Linked DNA regions of Homo sapiens: region 1 is linked to region 2. The links are chromatin loops, found by intact Hi-C in ENCODE. Cell type or tissue: HCT116. All regions are shown on one strand. Links, peaks and the distances in the headings refer to the core of each region. The heading gives the core; the rest is flanking DNA. Region 1 holds the start of LINC01322 (long intergenic non-protein coding RNA 1322). Region 2 has its middle 350 kb from the start of ZBBX.

Region 1 (8,352 bases), core at 61-8,060, 1.8 Mb after region 2:
CTTGAGCCCAGGAGTTCTAGACCAGTCTGGACAACATAGTGAAACCCTGTTTCTACAAAAAGATACAAAAATTAGCTGGGCATGATGGCGTGTGCCTGCAGTCCCAGCTACTCTGGAGGCTAAGGTGGGAGGATCACCTGAGTCCAGAAGGTCAAGGTTGCAGTGAGCCATGATTGTGCCACTGCACTCTAGCCTGGGTGACGGAGTGAGGCCCTACTTCAAAAAAATAATTATAAACTTAAGTGCTGTTTGTGGCTGGCAGTATGTTTAGTATAATAGAGAGATTCAAAGAAAGCATGAGATTTGTTTCCTGCCTTTAAGGAGTTTACAGTATGGTCACACAGGCTAAAGAAAAATCATGTTAAACTGATTCAGTGTCACCGCTGATTAAAAAAACAGTGACATTAGGATACACAGAGGGAGAAGAGATCTTTCCACTACACCCAGAAAAAGGAGTACAGTGTGAATCTAGTAGCAGAAACACTTCCATTATTTGTATATATTTTGTATTTGTGTAATTTTGAATGTCCGGCCTTCCAAAGAAGACACACAAGCATGTTGTTCAGGGCATTGTATTTGTATCTTTCAAAATGATCATTTAACAATGATCATTCAGAAGAAATAATCATTTCTTCTGAAATAAGTTTTTAAAAACATAAGTTAGAAAATATTGACCAAGCTAGCTCCATATATGAAGAAAAGTCTATTTCTATTGTTTTAATACAACAGCCTTAAGTCAACCACTAGGGGGAAAAATCCTGCAGTACACACTGCAGTAGATTTCTCCAAAACTGAATGTCCAGCAGTATTTAGACAAGGTGTACTTTCCCTAATAGATTAATCTCCAGGCCAAGCCATACACTAGGGTTTCAAATAAGGTGAAAGTCTTGGGCCAGCCACCATGCCATACTACCTCCTCTCACAGGGATAAAAATAAAGCATTACCAGCAAGTCCAACAGGATGGAGACCAGGCTAGTGTGGAAATTTGTCTTATTGACACTATTGAGAGAAAAAGCCTGACTTCGCACAGATTAGCTCAAGCTGAAACTAAAAGCTTGCATCCTCAGTTGAACTGACACATATAAACCCCATCGACATATATTTTTAAAGTGAGAAATTCCACCCTTGTATATTTTTAGATGAGTGATATAAAAGTAAATTAAGATATATAAATCATTATCACAGAGGAAAGATCTCTCTTGAGGAGCAGGGGAAACTCCAGGGGTTTATTTCTGAAGTTGTTGGTTCAGTGACATTGTTTATTTGGCCCTTCTATTTGCAAGTCATTATGCATTCATTTATAATTTAGTTGGGCAGATCATGTTTATACATTCCTTTAAAATCATTGTATCTTTTCACCCAGTATCATCCTTTCAAATGACAAAAACTTTTTTCTTCACTAGTTTATCCACATATTCCTGTCATTGTCCATAAAAAGTATAGATATCAGTATACAGGAACAAAAAAGAGGAGCACTGCTGTTGCGGGGTCAGGGGCTGTGACCCATAGAAATTATCACAGAGTTCCCAATACTATGTAAACACACAGCTAAGGATTCCCCAAATGATCACTCTGCATATCCAAAATTATAAAGAGGCTCTAGAGAGTTTCGCCTAAATCAAGTTGCAGAGAACCAAATATTAGAAGCGTTCTAATACGGAGGTAAACATACGTTACAGGGAGCAAAGACATTCCTCAAACCCTCAACTCTTTTCCTGAATGTATTTGTTTAACCTGTGTTATATACTCACTATTTCTACTATAGGGATATGAAGAGGAACTGTTTAATTCTGCCTGAATAATCACACAGTTTATAATTATCTTAATAACCATTTTAAAAATGTAAAGGCAATTCTATTCATAAAAGAGGTTAAAAATAGAGTAAGATTAAATACCAATAGTGGTAATTCCAGGGAACTTGCTTAGAAGTACCTGAGCCGTAAGTGGAATCAGCTGACACAATAGCTTCAAAGACTTGGTAAATTTTGAGGATTTTAGTAATTTAAGACCATCAGGAAAACTAAATGTGAATGATATAGAACCCTGACCGTATTCCAATTTTACTATTCATTAATTCATTCAGTAGATAAATATTTTTCAAGTACTTTCTAGGCTCTGAGGATATAATATTGAAAAAGAGTGCTATGTTTTGCAACTTACATTCTAATATGGTAGACATGCAATACATAAACCATACAAATATCCTAAAACTTTATGCTGGCCCTTGTTGTTATGTACAACATTCAATGTTTTAAGAATACTAAATGCCTACATTGTTAGTGGCACTAGGAATGAACTGATGATGAAATCCCCAAATTTCAGTCCCATGTTCACGATCATCTTCAATATCACACAGCCTATTTGTATAATATTATCTCTTACTGCTTACCTCTGAGACCAATAAAGAAGGCCATAGCCAACCCAAACCAAATGTCTGACCTGAATACATCTCTCGCCCAGAACCTCTTCACACCTACCAAAATTGTTCTTTTAAACCATCTGTTTAGAAGGGGGCTTTCCAATCTGAAGGCCTTACTAATGCCCCTAATTTAGATCGCTCCCTCAATTTAAATGCTACACACCTGTGCATGTCTCACTTTAATGGCATTTATTTTGTATTTTACTGTGTACTCATATTCATGAACATGCCTAACCTAGTCATTTGAATGGCAACTCTTTGAGGACAGGGACTCAATAGTTTCTAACTTTTCTCAGTATTTTAGGCTTTATTTAGCATGCTATCTTACCTAGTTAGCTTTCAAGTCATATTTCTTGTATTGAATTGTGTTATATCTGCTTATGTGCAATGATAAAAGATACAATTCAGTCACTGGTTCATGAACAACATCTGTTCAAGGGAATCTATACAAGTTTATAAGTAATCTAACATTAATCTTAGAGTAATATTACTAAATATAAAACCTCAGCCTCGATTATGTCCAATTTAGCTCTGAATCTTAATCTTTCAATTTTGTTGTTTCTAATATAAACTCTCGGTCAGAACTCTCGAGTTTTCAAAACTCTTGTGAATTCCACATACAACCTGAACTTTAGGGAACCTATATTTATATATCTATGCATCCTATCCCCATATAATCACCTCGGCAAATAATTTATGTTCAAAATGTAAAAACCAACCTTTCCTCAGAATTTAAAAGCATAGAAAACTCAATGCACAACTGAATGAAATTCAACAAATGTAAAGTATAACAGTAAAACAAATATATTCTTTTAAATTCAGATTTAATATTGTGGTAATGGATCTGCATACTAAGTTATCCAGATAGACATACAATGTATGAAGGTGCAGAAATTCATCTATATTCAGCACATGTCTATTTGTAATCATACGATAATAATTCTGCATCTAGGTCACATATACATGTGTATATACACAACACACATTTACAAAACAAAATGTACATATGCATGACATGCATTTTTCATAACTAGTGTTTTCATAGCTACACCATGTTTTTTTCTGGCACATAGATTTGAAAACACTGATATATTACAGGTGTGTTTAAGTCTACACCTACAGGTAAAAGTCTACTCCACGGCAGTCAAACATTTTTTGCCATTGTCTTTTAAGTCATATCTAGTAACACTGCACAGTGATACAGTTTAGGTTTACTTTCTTTTTCTCTAACAAAGAAACATAAAAGTATTTTTCTATCATTATCATGTGTTTCTTAAGACTGTGACTCGGGTCACATTTCTATTAATAAACAATGTTCCGTAAAGCTTTTATTGTATCATTTTGGAAAAATGAAAGATTGTGACTCCCAAGTCCCCATGATCCTGGTGAACATGAAATGGGTGTATACACATAGGCGCAATCCAGGACACACAACGTTTGGTACACAAAGGACGATCAGACCAGTCCTACCCAGAACAATTCCATTGAGTAGTTTCTGTTGCACGTACCAGCTCGGCTGCCCAGGATCCATTCTGCCTTTAAATACTACAAAGCAATTTACACTCCAAGTGCCGCCCGCTTAAGTTCTTCCTTTTGCTCTCAGAAATGGAAATACTTATACAGTGAGTGATGCCTTGTTGCAGCTGCTTCGCGAGTCCAGAAACCCATCTCTGAGCCGCGCGGGATTAAGCCCTGCGGCTCCAAGCTCATTCTCTCCAGCAGCTGGCAACTGGCCGGTCGCTGGGAGGCGCGAACGAGCACCAGCACGCCATCTGGAGGCGTTAAGAAGCAGCTGCAGCAAATTTATAACAACTGTGGGTGGAACAAGGATGTCAGAAAATTCTCTTTTTAAATAATCAAATGGTTTTTTCTCTTGTTAAATAATCACATGGTTTTATTTACACATTTCTGTGGATTAAGAAAAGACCAAAAATTGCAGGAAGATCTCATTCTGTTGCCTATGAATATTCTCTGTCTTTCGTACTTCACAATAAAATAAAAAATATAGATTTCACGTATGTACAAACACCACGAGATGGCAAATTTTCTGCTTCTTGGTGACTCGTCTCAAAGGAAGATAATTAACACTGACTACTATCAGAAGTTTCAAGATTTGGGTATTTAACTGAAAGGCAGCTTTCCAAAAGAGAAATCTATCCCTCTGAACTAACGCAATCCAAGTGCGTTAAACATGCTCTGCTACTTTGAAAAACTATGAACCTTACCTCTGGAAATGTTTAGTCTGCTTTTTATCAATGCATTACACTGACTTTAGTATGAGAACAAGGAAAAGCAGTTTCAACTATACCTCATGTGATCAGGTGTTCATATGACTTTAATATTTCAAAAAAAAAGCTCTTTCAATTAATTTCCCACTATTAATCTCCCTAAGCTTCTTTCCCTTAAAGAGAATAATTTGGTATACCTGGATGAGATATAAGCTTAATTAATTGAATAGAACATTTTATGGCTTGTCTACTGCGGCATGCATTTAGAAATATAATCGTTAAAAATTTCTTCATTACCTGCAGATGAGTGAACCCCACCCCTGCCACGACTCCTACTTCTATCATTGCATCACGATTTTCAATTTCACTTTTTAAAAATACAAATTTCACTTTAAAACTCTTTAATCAGAATCTTATGTAGAGTGGTTGTGGTGTTTTTTTGTTTTGTTTTGTTTTGTTTTGTTTTGTCAGGGAAATGTGAACCAGAGATTGATTATGCACTCTGTGGGGCCCTCTTGGGAAACAGAAATTCCTAATCACTTCATTTTCAAATCAGTTTTTGAGAATGTCCGGCAGAATAAACAGAAGAAATTTCCTCCATCAGTATTTCATCTCAAGTGTTTATTTCCATTTGTATAACAAATGAACATACCGGTTTTTCAAGTACATACCACTAAACATATTCTGAAGAAAAGTAAAATTTTTATTTTAAATACAGATAGTATGTACCAAATATTTATACTGTAATTTTTGTGAGTTTGTTAAAGGTCCGAAAACAGATGTTTTCACATATAGATGTGTCTAACCAAATAAAATTTACATGAATATTCAGATGTAACATGTAGATAAATCAGGGATAAATTTTCACACATAAACATCTTGACCTTACAAAATCATTGTTTAAGTAAATATTCCCATTTTTTACAAAATATTGTTTAAGTAAATATTAAGCATTGTTTAAGTAAATATATAAAAATTTAAGAATTCTTTTGAAAATATTAAGTAAATTAAATATTTAAATGTATAAACAGAAAAAAAAGTGAGACATTAATGAGAGGAGTTAACATATGAATCTCATAGTCAAAGACATTGTGGCTATGCTCATCAGAACCAGCTGAAAATGATAGGAGCTGATGCTGCATGCAGAAAAGATGACGACGTGGTTAAGGGAGGAAGAAAAGTATTATGGTCACGTGTCGTTTTCTGAAAGGTCTAAAGTTAGTCTTAAAACACTGAGAACAGGGAAAATATAATAAAGGAGTAAATCACCAAATAGAAAGATACTAAGGAAGTAAAGGATGTTATTTCATTTTCCATAATTTAATATGTGTAACTCAAGAAAAGAAAAAGTTTAAGACAATGTCACACCGTGAGGTCTAAAGAAAGAAAATAATAGGGGCCTTTTAATGTCTGTCTCTTTCAGTGAACTAGGATGAAGATCTGTATTAGATTTCTATTACTGTATAACAAATTACCAAAAATTTAGTGGACTAAAACAAAATACATTTATTACATCACAGTTTCCATAGGTCAGCAGTCCAGACATGGCTGAGTCCTCTGCTCAATGTCTTATGAGACTGTGATCAAGAGGCCAATTGGGCTGTATTCTTATCCAGAGGCTTGACAGAGAATAATTTATTTCCAAATTTAATCAGGTTGTTGAAGTATTTATTTCTTTAGGGTTGTAGAACCCATGGTTGCTTGCTTCTTCAAGGACATCAGGAAAATGTGTTTTCATTTTCAGGCGGTCACCAATCTCTCTTTTAAGGAATTTCACCTGATTAAGCCAGGCCCACCCCCAAATAACCTCTCTTGATTAACTCAGAATCATCTGATCAGGGAGTTGAATTACATCTGAATAATTATTTCCCCTTTGCCATATTTTATTGAGTAGAAGGAAGTACCAGGTTCCATCCACACAAAACAAGAGGGGATTAGGCAAGGGCATGATTCATTGGGGGTCACCTTAGTGTGTGTCCACAGCAGGATCTATGTAAAGGCATGATATTTCTTGCTTACCACGCCAAAGTTAATTGGGATAGCCTTGGGGAAGTGACAGTATGGGGTAATTTTGTTGTCTTTAGAGTCAAGGCAGAGACTTATTTATTTATCATAGGAGAACTATAAATACATAGTTATATCTGTGATGAAAGAAGTGTAACAAGAACAACAAAAGCCTGGAGGAGTCATCTGATGAAGAAGAAACATGGAAGTAAAAGACTGATGCAGTGAATTGAGGAATGATGTCAGACTCATGAGTAGGACTTAGGACAGTGAAGAACATTGGTGCAGATGAAGCTGCAACAGTTCTATGTGTTAGATGTATTTATGTTGCCTGGATGTCTTCCCACAGGCCCTCAGGCCTATGCAGCCATGTTCTGAGGTGGCTCTGCTTTATTAGATAAGTGTGTATACCTGACTGAAAAGAATACAGTCAGAGATTGTCCAGAAATTTGTGGTCTGTGTGGCCTTACTGAAAAAAAAAAAAAACAAATAACCTATCCAATTAGATTTTCAGGAATTTGAACTAACAGAAAAGAGAGAAGTTATCAGTTGCTAGAGAACATTATAAATTAAAGGTCATGAAATAACTGTGAACTGACTGCTAGCTAATACAAAAAAGAACTACTTAGCAGGAAAAAAAATGGTGGAGACTCAAAAGGAAGTAGCGATTAGAAGTAATAGTCATTCATTTCATTCCTCCAAAACATTCATATGTAATTCCTATTATGTACTGGGCACTGCTTTGGGTGGCAATGGTACCACAATGAATTAAAGTCCCTGTTCTGATGAAACTTATTGTTGTAGGAGGTGGTAGACAGTAAAACCCAAAAGTAAATAAATTATATATTATCAGGTAGAGAAACTGTAGGAATAAACAAGTTATGCAGTTCAGGAGTAATGAGGGAATTACTACTTGGGATAGCATGGTCAAGAATGCCTACATGACTGTATGTCATTTGAACAGAAACCTAAATATAGTGAAGGTGCCAGCTAATATTTGTGGAAGGATGTTCTGGGCAGAGTGCATAGCAGCTTCAAGTGTCCTGAGATATGTGTGCTCTTCTTAAGTCGAAGGAAAAGCAAGATGGAAAATGTGGCTGGCACAGTGGGAGCAAAAGAGTAAATGATAGGGCATAGGTCAGATACAGGCTGAGTGAAAGATCATATAGGGCTTATAACCTGTGTAAGGACTTTGGCTTTTACGTAGAGAGATAGGAAACCAGTAGAGGGTTACCGAAAATTGCATCATACTTGAATTTTTAGGAATCACTCTGCCTTCTGTAAAGAACGGAAAGAAATTAAGGAAAGTGTCAGGGAGGCAACCATGCAGACCCCAAAAGAGACAGAAAAAAGATCTAATATCCAATTATGTTTCCCATGAAGTTTGGCTGTACTAGTTTCAGTTCTTGATTTCTATGAGATGAAGACCGTAAATCTTTTAAATAAACAAACAAACAAAATCCCACCAACAACCCTTTTCTTAAACTAGTTGGATGGATCTCAATTCCTTGTAAAGTGAACACTATACTGTCCACATGGTAGAAAGAAGCCAGTCCAGCTTACTGAGTAACAGGTGTTGCGTTTTGGTTGATTCATCCTATCAAGCTGAGTTGTATATGAAAGGTCCCTGCATGAATTAGTACTTGCTCAAAGGTTTAAGGAATGTCGAAACTGTTCAGCACTTGAATATTCTGGATTCC
Region 2 (8,352 bases), core at 137-8,136:
GAATCTAACAAGTTTTGGCCTCCTTGATCTAGAAGACACAAAGAAGAAACTTCTGTCAAAACTATTTCCAGAGTTCTTCAATGCGGCCTAAGCACCCTCAAAATTAAGACTCTTACACGGTTTAAAAGTTGTATAACACTCTTTTCTTTCTGTCTATCTCTTTCTATCTATTTCTTTCTATCTCTACAATTGTTAGCACTTGCACTGCTTATATGTCCGTAAAAATAAATAAATAAATAAGATACAGCTTTCAGTGAGGAAAATGCAGCATCTTGGGAACAAATATTTATAGGATGATTTTTGTGAGTAGAACATTCTCAGTTTTATGGTATTACTGTCTCTCTCTTTACTTTTTAATTTTAATTAATTAATTAATTAATTAATTAATTAATTTTGAGGCAGAGTCTCACTCCTTCACCCAGGCGCAATCATGGCTCACAGCAGCCTCAACCTCCCAGGCTCAGGTGATCCTCCCACCTCAGCCTCCTGGGTACCTGGGACTACAGGCGCATTCCACTACCCCCGGCTAATATTTTGTATTTTTGTAGAGACGGGATTTCACCATGTTGCCCAGGCTGGTCTTGAACAAATGGGCTCAAGCCATCTGCTGATCTCAGACTCTCAAAGTGCTGAGATTATAGGTGTAAGTCATGGTGATTGGTCTGCTTTCATTTTTACATTTATTAAAGATTTTTTTTTCTTTTTATCAGATTTAGGCATGAACCAAAATTTATTTCAAGGTTACTACATGAAGGGGAAATTTTTCAAACAACACTACATGTTTTTCATTTACATTTATTCCTTTCCTATTGTTTATGCACTGTTATGAAACATTTTGAGATACACATATGGGCTGGGCACTGTGGCTCACGCCTGTAATCTCACCACTTTGGGAGGCTGAGGCAGGCTGATCACTTGAGGTTAGGCGTTCAAGGTCAGCCTGAGCAACATGGTTGAAACTTCTTCCCTACCAAAAATTAGCTGGGCATGGGTGCATGAGCTTGTAGTACCAGCAACCCAGGAGGGTAAAGTGAGACCATCACTTGAGCCCAGGAGGAAGAGGTTGCAGTTAACAGAGATCATGCCACCGTACTCCAACCTGAGTGACAAAGTGAGTCCCTGTCTCAAAAAAAAAAAAAAAAAGATACATATATGGAAAATTTCTTGTAAGTAGAACAGAATAGTTGAATTGAAGCTAAAGCCTTGACTGGATTTTTTATTTGTAAGACATTATCTGTTTCCAAACCATTTTAAAATTCATATGGAAACAAAAAAGAGCCCAAATAGCCAAGGCAATCCTAAGCAAAAAGAACAAAGCTGGAGGACAAAGCTATCCAACTTCAAACTATAATGTAAGGCTACAGTAACCAAAACAGCATGATACTGGTCCAAAAGGGACACATAAACCAATAGAACAGAATACAGAATCTGGATATGAGACCACACACTTACAAATATCTAATCTTTGACAAACCTGACAAAACCAAGCAATGGCGAAAGGATTCCCTATTCAATAAATGGTACTGGGATAACTGGTTAGCCATATGCAGAAGATTGAAACTGGACCCCTTTCTTACACCGTACACAAAAATTAACTCAAGGTGGATTAAAGACTTAAATGTAAAACCCAAAACTATAGAAACCCTGAAAGACAACCTAAGCAGTACAATTCAGGACATATGCATGGGAAAAGATTTCATGACAAAGACAACAAAAGCAATTGCAACAAAAGAAAACATTGACAAATGGGATCCAATTAAACTAAAGAGCTTCTGTACAGCAAAAGAAACTATCAGCAGAATAAACAGACTACCTACAGAATGAGAGAAAATTTTTGCAGTCTATCCATCTGACAAATATCCAGCATCTATAAGGAACTTAAACAAATTTAAATAAAAAAACAAAGAACCCCATTAAAAAGTGGGCAAAGGACATGAACAGACTCTTTGCAAAGAAGACATGCATGCAGCCAACAATCATGAGAAAATCTCAACATCACTGATCATTAGAGAAATGCAAATCAAAATGAAAATGAGATACCATCTCACAGTAGTCAGAATGGCTATTATTAAAAAGTCAATAAAATAACAGACACTGGCAAGGTTGTGGAGCATAAAGAACACTTCTACACTGCTGGTGGGAGTGTAAATTAGTTCAACCATTGTGGAAGACAGTGTTGCGATTCCTCAAACACCAAAAGACAGAAATACCATTTGACCCAGCAACCCCGTTACTAGGTATATACCCAAAGGAATATAAATCATTCTATTATAAAGACACATGCATGTGTACGTTCATTGCAGCGGTATTCACAATAGCAAAGACATGGAATCAACCTAAATACTTATCAATGATAGACTAAGGAAAATGTAGTAATGTACACCATGGAATACTATGCAGTGATAAAATAGAATGAAATCACGTCCTTTGCAGGGACATGGATGGAGATGGAGGCCCTTATCCCTAGCAAACTAACACAGAAACAGAAAATCAAACACCAGATGTTCTCACTTATAAGTGGGAGATAAATGATGAGTACACATGGACACATAGAGGGGAAAAACACACATTAGGGCCTTTTGGAGGGTGAAGGTTGGGAGGAAGGAGAGGATCAAGAAAAACAATGGGTACTAGGCTTAATACTTGGGTGACAAAATAATCTATACAACAAACCCCCATGACACAAGTTTACCTATGTAACAAACTTGCACTTCTAGCCCTGAACTTAATATAAAAGTTTTTAAAGAAACATTATCTGTTTCCATACACGATATACTTTGATTAAAATTATGGAATAAGGTTGATACACATTTTATTTTAGAAACATCCATTGCAAAGAAGAATCTGGAACAATATCCCAGTATCTAGTTCTGACATTTAGGCATGGTGAATTTGTAGTACTATCAAAGGTTAGATTTAGAAAGGATGTAAAATGTATTCTTGTCCAATAATTTATGGTTCAAGAAACCCTTTATAGAGAGGTGTTTAGACTGAGATAATATTTACTGCAGAGATATTAAATGCCACTTTTACTGTATTTTGAATTCTAATGTATTTTGAATTCTACAGCAATCTTGTGAAGTTGGGCATTTTTTGTCACTAATTTAAAGATAAGAGAGATTTGAAGCTATGAGGTAGTTGCTGTATGCCTGTTAGCAAGTAGTTAATCAGATTTACACCAAGTTGTCTTTTACCAGTAAATACTTGTTAATGAATAGATCAAGAAATGGACTTACAAGAATGATGTAACTCTGTATCCAACACATCATTCTTGTACCAGTATATAATTATTTATTTTAGTTTATCCCATTCAACAAAGCTTAATTGACTTGTATGACCTTAACTTAGCACTTTCCACTAAGATTAGTATAATTATAATGGCACATGTCTTTGCTGATAAAGAAATGACCTACACTGATTCATTATGAAATATATATGTGCAAATTCCAGACCCATCAAAAATTGATACTTTGGACTTATTAACGTTGATTTATGATCTACCCAGGAAATTACATGAGTGGGCAGATATTTAAGTCCCTAGGCTTTTCCACGTTACCCTAAAATAGAAACAAGTGTGTATTTAATTACTCCCATATGTGGCTCCTCTTCTAACAGAATTATTATAACAATTAGAATATTTGGACATGATTCAGTAATTTTGAATAATTTGCAACCTAAAGCGCTGGTGGAAAACACAAATTTATTTCTAATTATATTATTTTAAAAGTCTGACCACACTGCACTCCAGCCTGGGCGACAGAGTGAGACTGAGTCAAAAAAAAAAAAAGTCTGACCAATTAATAAATGATGACATTTAATTTCTGAGTATAAAATAAAATTATTTTAGGTGTCTTGTGTTGAGAATATTATCAATTCTACTTGATAATTAAACATCTGTACTTACATTAATATTTAATTCTGCTTATAGACGTCCACGTGGTAATGAAAATCTGTAAGAACTTTTCATTCATTTATAGAGTAGATATAAAAACCCTTGAGAACTTCCTAGAAGCTGGTATTTCTAATAGGAGAAGTAGTAGCAAAATGCAAAGAGATGGTATATTATGTTCACAAAGAGAGTAAATTGTTGTCAAATAATTAATATTTTAGCATTATTTTTGAGAATAGTCAGTGATTATTTTGAGAATACTCTGATTTTATTTTTCGAAAGTCAAATCTTTGTTAGAATATTGTTCAGGACACTTTTTAAATAAGACCACTCCTTCTTTTTCCACATTTTGCTTATTAAATTTTATAAGATGTAAATCAAGGTAGAGTAGCTTATATAGACCTGATTTTGTAACACTGAGTTATAATAAAGTTGTATAAACAATATCACAAAATATGCTTGCATTAGAGGCAAAATGTTCTGGGTTTTGATGCCAGCATTATCATTCACTAGCTGCAAAAGCTTGGCCACTTTTTTCTATATGCCTGAACCTCAATTATTCTATCTAAAAAGTGAGATATAGATAATGTTTACATCAGAGAGTTGTAAAAAAAAAAAAACTAACAATTACTTAGCATTTAACATATACTTAGTAGGCACTTTCAGACAAACTATTTATCTTTTAATCTTCAAACCAACAATGTGTAATAAGAATTATAACCCAAATCATTTTCAAGATAAAAAAATAACTTTCCATGTTTATATGGTTTAATGTGATTGATAAGGAAGATAAATTCACTTGGTTCAAACTCAGGACTACGTAGTTTAAAAGTTCATGCTCTTTGCGCTATACCAAAATGTTAAAATCTCATGAGAAAATACTTAATACATGGATGGCACTCACCAATTGTGAGTGTAAGTGGATGTGGGAGTTTTTCACACCCAATGCAAAATTCACCCTCTCTTTAAATCTCACTTTTTTTTAGCTTCAATTCAAACATGAAACCAGAGGGATACATTCGTGTGTGTGTGTGTGTGTGTGTGTGTGTGTAAATACCTTTTAGTTTATGATCCAAACCAGATTCAAGTGAAAACATTGGACATTTTTTCTCTGGTTGCAAAATGACTTAGCTTCAATGCGATTCTCAAGTAAGTAACCAACAGGGGGCATGAGAACACTGCTATTAACTGTCATTGGTGCTTGTCTGGTTTAACAAGTTTTCATCTGACATTTCTAAAACACTTAAAATATTATTCTAGCTGGCCGTAGTATTTGTAATTGCCTTACTAGATCTAGTTGCTGAAATTTAGTTTATTAATAAAGTGCTGTAACTCTTTATTAATAAAGTACAATTAATATTGTAATAAGTGCAATATTAATAAATCAAGCATTTTTATTAGCCAGGCATGTGTAGGGGAAAAAGTTAAGATTGGGAATTCAAATGAAAATGATTTAAATTAGCACAGAACTGAAAATGAAAATGTGATGCACATAAATGGCCCCATTATTGCAAGATAACAGAATGCTGTTCAGGCATTTTTCCTGTAACTGAGCAGACCACTAGTTAATTGTATATCTCTTTACTCTCACACTTCCCAATAGAAACACTTTTGTCTCTGCTATTTATTATGAAAGAAAACGTTTAAAGAGGAGAGTACAAAAAAGTTTGGGGCTGAATTCTAGAATGAATCACCATTCAAAAGAAACCTAATAGTATGCCAGTTGTTTTTATTCATATAACGTCAAATAGAGAATTATGTCTTTAATTTTCTATCAAATTTTGCTTACTGGTGCATTTATCGGGAGAGACTGAGGAGGGAAGTTGTACTTGGTTTTTTCCCTGCTTCCCACCGGGAAATTTAAGAGTCCTGAGAACTTTCAGGCAAGCTGTAGAACTTTACAGATATAACTTTTATCTGGGATTCTCACGAAACGTGCCAGAAAGGTCTTGTTTTGCTTAAGAATGGAAAGACCAAAGATATGACTGATTTTCCTTGCGGCTGAAGTAAGATAGAACGAGAGGAGAACCAGATTTGTGGGTTAAAGGGGGAACAGGTGACCTGCAAACGGTGCTGCATACTTGCTCTTGGTTCTTAAAGAACCCGCTCCTCCCCCCGGGGCTGATTTATTCAATACTCATACTCCAGATTCTTTATCAGCCGTGTCATTATGATAAGGATTTGCTAGCAAATTAATTTAGGTCAAACTTTTTCTCCCATATTTCTCTGGGAGTATTATAAAACAGTTCCAGACATGTTGGTTTCATATAGCAAAGTGACTATTGCATGTTACATATGTGTTAAGTATGATAGCACTCAGTTGTAGATGTGTGTTTGTGGTTTCAGGATCTTAGGATAAAGAGGAATTGCCTGCACATTTTCCCCTGGGCTAAGGTAGTTATGTAGATGTACGTTGTAATCTTTTGTAATTGGTTTATTCCAGGGTTTGTTTAGGACTTCACCTTTACTTAACTTAAAATAGATCACAGTTCTAAGAGGGGATTAGAGCCCAATCATAAGATTGGGTGAGTCTGTCCAGACACTGGACCTATTTCAGATTGAGTAAATGACAAAGCAATTTCCTGTTCTTTAACGTTGTGTTTCTATTACCAACCTTATTTTCCTTATTTCTGCTTTCCTCCCCAGTCAGCCCTAAAGACTGTCTCTCTCCGCTGTGAATCTCTCTCATCTTACATATCTAATCCACTTCAGCTGAAATCCATATTCCCAGTCACATTAGAATTTAGATGTCTGAGAACTCAGTTAAGAAGCAACTGAAATACATTTATCAGGCAAACTTCTCCTGATTTGATAAAGGACACTAATTATAGTGTTCAGAAAGTCTAAATTTTTGTCTCAATTTTCACCTCTCAGAATTTTACATTTTCCCACTTTTAAATAATTAAAATGCAGTCTTCACTGCAGCCCTGCCCTTGACAGTAGTGTTTTGAGTTTGTTTGACAGTGGTATTAATAGATTTTCTCTAATCCACCCTCTCTTGTCTATTTCCTCTTGCGACCAATAGAACTCATTTGGTCCGTAGCCATAGAATTGAGTGAAACTAACTGGCCCATATGGCAATTGAACTTGCAATCTTAACGTTATTAACACCACACTCCAACCAGCTGAGCTAACAAGCTAAGAAAATCAAATTAAACACTATACACAGCTCCTGGTTAATTACATTTTCCTCTTTTGGGCTCTTCATTATGGCCACTTTTTCCAATTACCAGCTTCTAAAGGGTAAGGATTGAGTCTATGGGGCTCTTGTTCATTTTGCTCTTAGTTGAAATTATAGACTGGAATGTGCTACTTAAGTTCAGGCAGCAAAGTCATGAGCATATACTAGCAAAATTATGGTACCTAATGTTCTTTGACAGAGGTTGAAGGAGCACATTTCAAACATCCCAAGAAGACAGCTGCTGCATTTGTAGTCAAAAGGAGTGATGGAAATGGGCTTGGCAGCTCTTTGATTCATTTTCTGTGCATCTCCTTTCCCGTCTCTGAATCTTAATCTTATTTCTGCCCCCATTCCTACCTTACTTCCTGCTAGAAAATATGTACTGTGCTTTCATGTGAACCCTGGATTGCAGATGAAGCCTGACTTCTAATCATGCTTAATGACCTGCCACCTTAACATTATAGCTGAAGTGCATATCTATTGTGTCCAGAAATCTGACTTTCTAAGTAGTATATGTAAACAACAACAATCTGTCTGTGATTCTTGATAATTAATCCAGTGTTCTACTCATCAAGCAGCAGTGCGAACAGGACCTAATTCTTTCTTTGCGTAAATTGCCAGGCATGGATAATAATAGTTTTACTAAATTTAATTCATTTTAATTAATTAACATTTTGATGTGTATGCATTTATAAATTCCCTAGGCATTTACCATATTAATGTTTTACGATGAACCATCATGTCAACAAATATTGCGTCTGAAATGTTTAAATACGCTGGATCTTTGAATGCATTGCTAGCTTTACTTTATGATGCATTATTTAAGATGTTGGTTTTTGAGATTGAGAGAAGTCAATTACAGGCTCATAGAGTGTCTTTTAATACAACCTTTTAGTTTGTATTCCTCTGTGGATTAACACAATTTAGGAGACAATTTAATAGAATAAAATAAACGCTAAATATCAGTTAATAATTATAAACCATTCTAGTACTCAAGTTCTGCAAGGAGTCATTTTTGTCTTATTTATTACTTGAAATAGTGGTCATTAAATTTGTTTTCTTGGAGAAAAAGCCAGGTTTCTTTTGGCAGATATACAGAGATCATGTACTTCAACTTCATTTTACACATGGAAAAAAAAAAAAGTAAAGAAAAAACAAGAGGCATAATGAGGGAAAGATCTTCCAAGCAAGATAGTATTATAACCAAGAGACAGCACCAAAGTCGCTAAATGTTGTGAAATTAATTTTGTCCCACACCCCAAAAATTCGTATGTTGAAACAC

Evidence for each region. Hi-C counts contacts between places; a loop is a spot of excess contacts. Peaks named below come from ENCODE experiments on the same cell type or tissue, not always from the same donor. Only the 100,000 strongest peaks of a DNase experiment are listed, where the experiment ranks them.
Region 1: it touches region 2 in a loop (12-fold over the local background); 8 of 110 quality-filtered maps call a loop at or near these places.

Annotation. Positions count from the first base shown.
Region 1 is chr3:165,202,736-165,211,087 of GRCh38, reverse strand. It overlaps LINC01322 (long intergenic non-protein coding RNA 1322), which reads right to left and starts at 4,140. Exons shown (of 6, transcript NR_174101.1): 1 at 3,929-4,140. In HCT116, for the core only: CTCF peaks have their summits at 755 (motif pointing right) and 4,180 (motif pointing left); DNase peaks (open chromatin) are centred at 757 and 4,127; H3K4me3 peaks cover 859 bases.
Region 2 is chr3:167,029,174-167,037,525 of GRCh38, reverse strand. No RefSeq gene overlaps it. Among named protein-coding and RNA genes, the nearest start is that of ZBBX, 350 kb to the left of the region's middle. In HCT116, for the core only: a CTCF peak has its summit at 5,043 (motif pointing right); a DNase peak (open chromatin) is centred at 5,025.